Regions from separate parts of the Homo sapiens genome. Here region 2 is linked to region 1. A link is an interaction called in ENCODE POLR2A ChIA-PET data of the cell type or tissue named here. Cell type or tissue: A673. All regions are shown on one strand. Region 1 overlaps SPG11 (SPG11 vesicle trafficking associated, spatacsin). Region 2 overlaps CTDSPL2 (CTD small phosphatase like 2).

The links. ChIA-PET counts read pairs that join two places held together with the same protein. Peaks named below come from ENCODE experiments on the same cell type or tissue, not always from the same donor. Only the 100,000 strongest peaks of a DNase experiment are listed, where the experiment ranks them.
Region 2: POLR2A ChIA-PET joins it to region 1 with 5 read pairs; 2 of 35 experiments call an interaction of 5 or more read pairs at or near these places.

Annotation. Positions count from the first base shown.
Region 1 is chr15:44,652,620-44,657,619 of GRCh38, forward strand. SPG11 (SPG11 vesicle trafficking associated, spatacsin) reads right to left here. Exons shown (of 40, transcript NM_025137.4): 4 at 4,476-4,677. Among named protein-coding and RNA genes, the nearest start is that of SPG11, 8.5 kb to the right of the region's middle. In A673, no CTCF peak of the experiment used is centred here; no DNase peak of the experiment used is centred here.
Region 2 is chr15:44,515,118-44,520,117 of GRCh38, forward strand. It overlaps CTDSPL2 (CTD small phosphatase like 2), which reads left to right. Exons shown (of 13, transcript NM_016396.3): 11 at 4,052-4,178. Among named protein-coding and RNA genes, the nearest start is that of EIF3J-DT, 19 kb to the right of the region's middle. In A673, no CTCF peak of the experiment used is centred here; no DNase peak of the experiment used is centred here; H3K27ac peaks cover 260 bases.

The DNA.
Region 1 (5,000 bases):
GAAACAGACTAATGTGACTATCAAGTCTAGCTTTTTTTCTTTTTTTTTTTTTTGAGACAGAGTCTCACTCTGTCACCCAGGCTGGAGTGCAGTGGCGCAATCTCAGCTCACTGCAACCTCTGCCTCCTGGGTTCAAGCGATTCTCCTGTCTTAGCCTCCCGAGTAGCTGGGACTGCAGGTGCATGCCACCATGCCTGGCTAATTTCTGTATTTTTAGTAGAGACAGGGTTTTACTATATATTGGCCAAGCTGGTCTCAAACTCCTGACTTCCAGTGATGTGCCTGCCTCGGCCTCCAGTCCAGATTTTAAAATCACTCATTATACTGCCACCACAAAGTAAGATTTAGGCTGCGACCAGAGGAATGCATAAGAACTAGAAGGTAAAGTATGTATGTGGGTATAGGTGGGAGAGTATATGTGGAAAAGGGGGCTGTTACATTTGAGAAACAAAGAAGGCTAGGGTGGCTAATGTACAGAAAATGAGAAGTAAGATGGAATGGGATGAGGCTAGAAAGATGGTTCAGGGCCCCATAGGCTATTAAGAATTTTAAACTTTTATCTGAGGGGGAAAAGGAACCTGAAGAAGGCTTTTAAGCAGAAAAGCAATATGAACAGATGCAGCAGAGTAGCTAGGGGAAGAAGGGGAAGGATTTTATCTCTTTGAACACTTACATTATTAAATATTAATCCTTTAAACAACTTGAAGGTAATTTGTTGACACAACCATATGACACTGTCCCAGGATGATGATGAAAAGAAGTTAGAGAAGGTAGGGCGAAAATGAGAAGATGCATGAGAAAATAGTTCCCCCATCAACAAAATAAAAGGTAGATACCCCTGCCCCAGATGTTAATGACTGGCTACACCTCTGATAAAATATGCATTTTAACAACATCACTCTTAGCTACTCTATTGTGGATGGATTTGAGGGGGTAATAGGCATGAGGAGATCAAGTAGGAGACTATTAAAATAGTTCAGTTAAGAGATAATGGTGGCATAGAGTGACGACAGAAGAGTTGAGAAAAGTGGACAAAGAAACATTTAGGAGACAGAAAGGGTAGGACCTGATGATTAACTGGATGTGGATCTAATACCAAAAAGAAGTTGGAGATACAGTAGTTCCCTCTTATCCACAGTGGATACATTCAAGACACACAGTAGGTACCTGAAACTGCAGATAGTACCAAACCCTATACATACAGTTGACCCTTGAATATCACAGGTTTGAACTCCATGGGTCCACTTATATGATTTTTTTTTTCCAAAAATACATTGGAAAAATTTGTAAAGATTTGCAACAATTTGTTTAAACTCACAAATGAACCATGTAGCCTAGAAATATATTTTTTTCAGACAGGGTCTTGCTCTGTTGCCCAGGCTGGAGTGCAGTGGTGCAATGACAGCTCACTGTAGCCTTGATCTCCTGGACTCAAGCAATCCTCCTGCCTCAGCCTCCGGAGTAGCTGAGACCACAGGCATGTACTACCATGCCCAGTTTAGCCTAGAAATATTTTTTAAAATAAAGATTAAGTCAGGTATGTCATGAATGCATAAAAGTTACATAGTTACTACTCTATCATTTTCTACCATAAATTATGCACAAATTGGCTGGGCACAGTGGCTCATGTCTGTAATCCCAGCACTTTGGGAGGCTGAGGCAGGTGGATCACTTGAGGTCAGGCGTTCAAGACCAGCCCGGCCAACATGGCGAAACCGTTTCTACTGAAAATACAAAAATTAGCTGGGCGTGGTGGCACATGCCTATAATCCCAGCTACTTGGGAGGCTGAGACACGAGAATCACTTGATCCCAGGAGGCGGACCTTGCAGTGGGCCGAGACTGCACCACTGCACTCCAACCTTGGCAATAGAGCAAGACTCCATCTCAAAATTAAAAAAAAAGAAACCCACAAACTTATTATAAAAAGTTAAGATTGGCTGGGCGCGGTGGCTCACGCCTGTAATCCCAGCATTTTTGGGAGGCCAAGGTGGGCGGATCATCTGAGGTCATAAGTTCAAAACCAGCCTGGCCAACACGGTGAAACCCCATTTCTACTAAAAATACAAAAAATTAGCCAGGCGTGGGTGGTGGGTAATCCCAGCTACTCAGGATGCTGAGACAGGAGAATCGCTTGAACCCAGGAGGCGGAGGGTGCAGTGAGCTGAGATTGCACCATTGCGCTCCATCCCGGACAACAAGAGCGAAACTCCATCTCAAAAAAGAAAAAAAAAAAGTTAACATTTATCAGAACCTATGTAATGTACACACTTACGGACTGTACATGATACCATTCGAAGCCAAAGAAAATGTAAACGAATGTCAAGATGCAGTATTAAATAACTGCATATAATTAGCTGTAGTATATACTGTACTGCTGTAATAATATCATGGCCACTTCCTGTTGCCATTGCAGTGAGCCCTAGTGTTGTAAGCATCTGCTTAAAATGCCATGTGGTACTAATAATCTCTGTGTGAGCAGTTCTTCTCTCCAGTAAATTGTGTAACACAGTAAAAAGTGATCTCTTTAGCTGGCACAGTGACGTGAACGTATAGTCCCAGCTACTCGGGAGGCTGAGTTGGAGGACTGCTTGGGCCCAGGAGTTTGAGTCCAGCCTGGACAACATAGCAAGATCCTGTCTCTAAAATAATAACAACATAATTTTTTAAAAGTGATTTCTTGTGGTTCTCATGTATTTTTCATCATGTTTCGTGCCATACCATAACCTTGTATAACACCATGGGACCCATATGAAATGTAATGCTGGAAGTGCTCCCAAGTAGAGAAAAGTCATGACATTGTAAGAAAAACATGAATTGCCTGACATGTACCATGGGTTGAGGTATGCTGCTGCGGTTGCTTGCCTTTTCAGACAGACTACTCATCTTGTAAACAGATTATGTAGAGTATCAATACAGTACAGTACTGTAAATGTATTTTCGCTTCCTTAAAATTTTCTTAACATTTTCTTTTCTGTAGCTTACTTTATTGTAAGAATATAGTGTAATACATATAACATAGAAAATATGTGTTAACCAACTGTTTATGTTATCAGTAAGGTTTCTGGTCAACTGTAGGCTATTAGTAGTTAAGTTTTGGGGGAGTCAAAAGTTACATGTGGCATTTTGATCGTGCAGGGGGTTGGCATCCCTGAGTTGTTGAAGGGTCAACTGTACTGTTTTTTCCTATGCATACATACCTATAATAAAGTTTAATTTATAAATTAGGCCCAGTGAGGGAGTAATAACTAATAATAGGACAATTACAACAATATACTGTAATAAAAGTTATGTGAATGTAGTCTTTCTTAAAATATCTTACTGTATGTAATATTTCCGGAACACAACTGACTGGGAGAAACTGTAACTGTGGATAAAGGCGACAACTATATAAAAAAGAGAGGAAATGGAGAAAGGCCCCTAAGAAGGATGGAAGGAATGGGATCTAAAGCACACACAGAGGGATGGGCCTTCATAGGAGGCAAGGTCATCCAAGAAAAGTTGGGAATAAAGAGATTAATGGAGGTTTGAGGAAAACAGAGAAGGTTTAAAAATACAGTTGTAAAGAATGGGCTCATGAAAAATCACTGTAAAATTTCCAGGCAACATTAAGACCAATTAAAGGTACTAAGTGTGAACCTAGAGTGGTATCAATTTTCTTTTGTTGTTTTCTACAAGTACTCAGCTGTCTGACTGCAGACACTGTGAAGGCAGAAAAAAAGATTTCAATCAGGGTTGAAATTTTGCCAGACCAAGTGCTATCACAGGGCAGGAGCAAGAGTTTAGAGTACATGCAAGAAAGTAACTGTATGATGGATCACAGAATCTATGCTGGAAAGAGAGGGAAGTGAAGACAGGATGGGGTAAAGAGTGGAAGGTCAATGAATTGGAAATTCCAGTTAGGTCAGAGGACAGGTGAAGTGGGAGTACTTGAGTAAGCAAGCTGGAAAGTTTGGGAAGTTGTGGTCAGAGACTGAGATGTAAAAAGTAGTGACTTGGGGGAGGGACGACTTCAAATATTGATAATGCCTAGGGTATGGCTGTGGAGGTGGAAAGCTAAGGTAAACTGGAAGAAAAAGTCATTGACAATGAATTTAAAGAACAAATCATGAACTTGGGTTCTCAAGGAGCTTATAAACTCTATGGGAAACATGAGAAAATTAGGGAAATAACATGTCTATACAATTAAGTGCTAAACTGTGGTTTAAAATTGTGTAATTTTGATTTACATGACATAAACCATATATAAATCAAATCAAAATCAAAACTTTGATGAACATGTAAAAATATAAAAGGTAGCCAGTGGTCAGTTATACATATTATTCAGTAACTACTTTACAATGTATTAGCTAGAACATGATCTAACTGAATAGAAAAAGAAACACTAGTTAAAAAAAAAAAACTAACGAGGATATTTTTAACCTCTTATCAGTCTAACTATTTACCTCAAATTAGAAACTGCAGTCATCTACATACCTGAAATACAAATTTAAGTTAAGAGCAACTGCGGAGTTGGAGGAGCTGACAATCACTGCAACATCGAGGTCTTGAGAAACTTTCAGTGAAGTAAATGAAGAAATCTTGGCTGGCTCCTGTTGCTGCTCATTACACATGTCTTCTTTGTGAAGTGCTAAATCCACATGAGCTACATATGTACCATCCACAACATCAAAAATGTCTTTTAGTTAGAGTTAAAAGAAAATGCCAGTTTTGTAAGTATGCCTAACTATTTAAAGCACAGGTTGGGAAAGAGCTATAGACTTTATCACTCCAATTTTGTAGGTATAACAGAAGAAGACTGAAAACTGAGGCAAGCCCCCATTATAACAACCAGATGACTATGAAGTTGATGCCACAATAAAGAACCTGATACCAAGTTCTTCAACAATACCTGCTGAACATCTGCTCTGGGCCAGGCCCAGAGGCACTGCTATTTTCCAACAGCACTGGCCAAGAGATGAGGTAAACCTACTATTTTATGTAACCCAATACTGTCTATCC
Region 2 (5,000 bases), 140 kb before region 1:
GGGTTGTGTGGAATTTTTCCACGTTGTGCATGATGTTTCATCTCCATATGTCTCTGAGGTAATGCATGTTAATTTACTTTTTAATGGCATAGAGAAATAAAAATTATTTTTTAACAGAAAGGATCAAATTAAGCCCTTGCTTTTTTTGAAAGCAAATTTATCTTCCATGGAAAGAAAATGTTACATGAATCTGATTGGAAATTACAGTGGGTTTAGTCACTCAGGTTATCCTGACTGGACTCAGTTCCTTGTGTGTGCCCTGAGCCAGCAGATGCAGTGTTTTCCTGGTTAGTGGGAGTGCCGTGGTGATTTTAAAATATTATGATAATTAGTTCCATTATTTTGTCAGCTGAAGTGAGATAGTAAGACTGCAGCAGTCTTGCTGTATCCTTTAAGAGGAGGGGTTAATCTTTGAATTTTTGATCAAAAGCTGAGAGAGATGACACAAACGGCTCATAAAAGCTTTAATAGGGCCAGGCGCGGTGGCTCACGCCTGTAATCCCAGCACTTTGGGAGGCTGAGTCTGGCTAATCACCTGAGGTCAGGAGTTCAAGGCCAGCCTCACCAATATGGAGAAACCCCGTGTCTCTACTAAAAATACAAAATTTAGGTGGGCGTGGTGGCGCATGCCTGTAATCCCAGCCACTCGGGAGGCTGAGGCAGGAGAATCGCTTGAACCCGGAAGGCGGAGGTTATGGTGAGCCGAGATCGTGCCGTTGCACTCCAGCCTGGGCAACAAGAGCAAAACTCCATCTCAAAAAAAAAGACTTTAATAGCTGGGTTGGTTGGTTGGTTCGTTCGTTCTTTCTCTCTCTCTTTCTTTCTTTCTTTCTCTCCTCTCTCTTTCTCTATTTCTTTCTTTCTTTTTCTTTTTTTTTTTTTTTGAGGCGGATTCTCACTCTGTTGCCCAGGCTGGAGTGCAGTTTGCAATCTCTGCCTTCTGAGTTTAAAAGATTCTCCTGCCTCAGCCTCTCGAGTAGCTGGGACTACAGGTGTGTGCCACCACACCTGGCTAATTTTTAGTGTTTTTAGTAGAGATGGGGTTTCATCATATTGGCCAGGCTGGTCTTGAACTCCTGACCTCAAGTGATCCACCCACTTTGGCCTCCCAAACTGCTGGCATTACAGGCGTGAGCCACTGCACCCAGCCCAGCTGAGTATAAATTTTCTTAAATACTTTTCCCATGTTGTCTTACTGGAAAATCCTAAAGTGTATTTTCTGCTGTTAACAGTACCTTTATTATTCAGTGGTTGCAAGTATACTGAAAGGCTTTTCCTAATGTTCATATTTTGGAAGGTTTTTTATTCTAAATAAAGCTGTGGTATCTTTTGTTTTTTAATCTAAAGGGTCAAAATAAGTAAGCTGCAGTCACACAAATGGGAAATGGTATTTTCTGTTCACAAAAGTATATTGTAATTTATGCTAATTTTACCTCACTTTACTAAAGTATACCCAGTGATTTTGTTTTGATGACTTCATTCATTATAATGATTTCTGTTCAGCATCTCCAGTATTCCAGGGAACAGTGGTGAGCAACACAAGCTCTTCCCTCTTGGAGCTTTCATTTACTAATGAGGAACAAATGATAGTCATGTTATGACAATGTGTTATAAATTAACAATCCTCTTTTAAACTAGATTTATAAAACCTACACACTTGAGGGTTTCCATTTGTTCTATCTAGATGTATTTTGAGAAATCTGAAACAAAAGCTTGTTTTTTTGTTTGTTTGTTTGTTGTTTGAAACAGTCTTGCTCTGTCACCCAGCCTGGAGTGCAGTGGTGCGATCTTGGCTCACTGTAAACTCGGCCTCCCAGATTCAAGCGATTCTCCTGCCTCAGCCTCCTGATAAGCTGGGATTGCAGGCGCGCATCACCACGCCCAGCTAATTTTTGTATTTTTAATAGAGACGGGGTTTCATCATGTTGGTCAGGCTGGTCTGGAACTCCTGACCTCGTGATCCGCCCACGTTGGCCTCCCAAAGTGCTGGGATTACAGGCGTGAGCCACCGCGCCTGGCCAACAAAAGCGTTTCAAAGAGTAGATTGTGAGTGCTATAGGGAATTGTCTGTGTTGGTGACAAGGTAGACTCTAAGAAATTCCTATGATCTAGGCTGAGTGCCGTGGCTCACGCCTGTAATCCCAGCACTTTGGGAGGCCAAGGCAGGCGGATCACGAGGTCAGGAGTTCAAGACCAGCCTGGCCAACATAATGAAACCTCGTCTCTACTAAAAATACAAAAAAAATTAGCTGGGCATGGTGGCAGGCGCCTGTAATCCCAGCTACTCGGGAGGCAGAGGTTGCAGTGAGCCGAGAGTCTGCCATTGCACTCCAGCCTGGGCGACAGTGGGAGACTCCGTCTCAAAAAAAAAAAAAGAAGAAAAAAAGAAATTCCTGTGATCTCTAAATCTCATGAGTTTCTAACACAAGTCTGTACTCACATGGATGATCTGCTCTTTGATGACTGGTACAAATAGTTTTTTTCTAAAAATGCAAATACATGCTATACACCCTCAGATTCCTGAATGAATAATTGGAAGGCTTTTACTGTAATTTAATTAAAATAACTGTAGTATCCACGTACAGATTCAGTTGTCTCCTGTCTCAATGAGTTTGCCACTATCGGTGAAGAGGCATCAACAGTGACTTGAATTTACATGCTGTATCTGCCTTTCCAGTTTCCTCATATCTAAATGTTTATAGAAATAAAACAGTGAATCTTATTTAGGCCCAACCAAGGCTTGAATTAATTTACTTAGTCTTTTTTGTTGTTGTTTTTTCAAAGTAGAACTGACTAAACTTTCCCGGGGCCAGATGATCGTTTGACTGTGATTATTAAAGTTATTCCTTATAATAAGGGGGAAAGAACTGCTTATACATTTTGTCTGTTCGTTAAATTCTTCCTTTTTGCCATACCAACTGGCACTGATAATTTTAAGGTTGAGTTTTTATTTGTGTGTGTATATGTAGATTTTTATTTATTCTTGGTAGCACTGTGACAGATTTTGTGGGTAGAAAATACCAGTTTCTTGAAATTGCATAATTTAAAATACAGGTCCAAATAGGTCCTAGATTTTGTAAAATTGTTAGTGTGATTAAGACACAAGGAAGACAACTTACCAATTATTAATATATACAGAATAGAGTACTTCAAGGTAGAAAAAAATTATATGAAACAATTATTAGTAATGTTCAGAGACTAGTATTTTGAGTATAAATTGAGATTATAATAATCACTTTAGTATTGTAAAACCTTTAATAGCTTTCTAAAATGATGTAGTATTTTTCTATGTGAGTGAAATATCAGTTTACATTTATAATACTTGATACTTAAATCTGAATTCCTCATTTCACTTAATCTTTTTTCAAATGATCATACACATATACTAAAAGAGGGGTGTTTAGGAAAAGTTGAAATGATGGAATGTTTTGGTCTTAGGACCTTTTCTCAAAAAAAATAAGGAAATCTAAAAAGCATTTTTTCAAATGCCAACACAAAAACATTCCTTCTTATATTTTCTATTCTGGCATGTACAGGGATAGGGAGGCTGTGTGGTCCACTGGTTAGAGCCAAGGACTGGGAGCCAGGAGGATCCTGGGTTCCAATGCGGGGCTAACCACTGACTTACTGTGTGACCTTGGGCAAGTCACTTGACCTCCTTGTTCCTCAGTCAACCATCTGGAAAATTGGTTAAAAAGCAGGACCTCGCTGACAACCAGATGCTGCATCTGAGCTGAGCTTTCTTGGGTAAATAAATTACAAAAACAATTTAGAGTTTTTAATCCCCCTTTATAATTTAATAATAACATTTTGGGATAAACTCAAGTTCTTTAAGGCATAGTAATATTTGGTTGTAAGCTTTCAGTAATTGCTTAGAATTTTTATAGTAAAATGGCAGCCCAACGCTTAGACCCATATTTGTGTTTGAATTTCCTTCAAGAGAGAAAATCATATGGCTTAAACTATAAAGCCTATGGTGTATATATATGTGTATATGTTCTACTTTTTAGAAAGTTTTTTTTTTTTAATTTGTTTTTATTTTTATGTTTAGGCACCGGCTTTTCCGTGAACATTGTGTTTGTGTACAAGGAAACTATATAAAGGACTTAAATATTCTTGGAAGAGATCTTTCAAAAACTATAATAATTGACAACTCACCACAAGCCTTTGCATATCAGGTAGGAAGAAAGTTGATAAACAAACTCAGATTGGAAAAAATACAATGAAGACACATGCTGCCAAACAGAATATGATGGGAGAAGAAGAAGAGAATTTTCACTGGTGGAATTTCCCTTTAATGTGTCATTTTTTTAGAATTAGAAATGACAAAGTGGTATATTCCTTTTGGAAAATTTTTACTTAAATGACATGCAGCATAAATGAAGAAAAACCTGAGTAAGAAAACTATAAGATAAGCATCATTGAATAGCATTCTTATCAGTTATTAAATCAGTAATTAGTAATTTAATCATAAACATATTTGAGTACTATAGTTAGTTTATGTTCTTCTGGTCTGGTTATTTGGTTTAATGTTCTGAAATATTTTCTTAGACTATTTTGTCAATATATTTGTACCCTTTGTTAATATTTCTTTGACGTATAACTACAAATGTAGATGAGTCATCCTTCCTTCCTTTTGTTTTTTTGTTTTTTTTTGTTTTTGTTTTTTGAGAAGCAGTTTCACTCTTGTTGCCCAAACTGGAGTGGAGTGCAATGGCGTGATCTTGGCTCACTGCAACCTCCGCCTCCTGGGTTCAAGCGATTCTCCTGCCTCAACCTCCCGAGTAGCTGGGATTACAGGTGTCTGCCACCACGCCTGGCTAATTTTGTATTTTTAGTAGAGACGGGGTTTCTCCATGTTGGTCAGGCTGGTCTCGAACTCCCGACCTCAGGTGATCGCCTGCCTCAGCCTCCCAAAGTGGTGGGATTACAGGTGTGAGCCACTGCGCCTGCCTGATGAGTCATCCTTTCAAGGTATATTTTAGATTATGAATATGTCC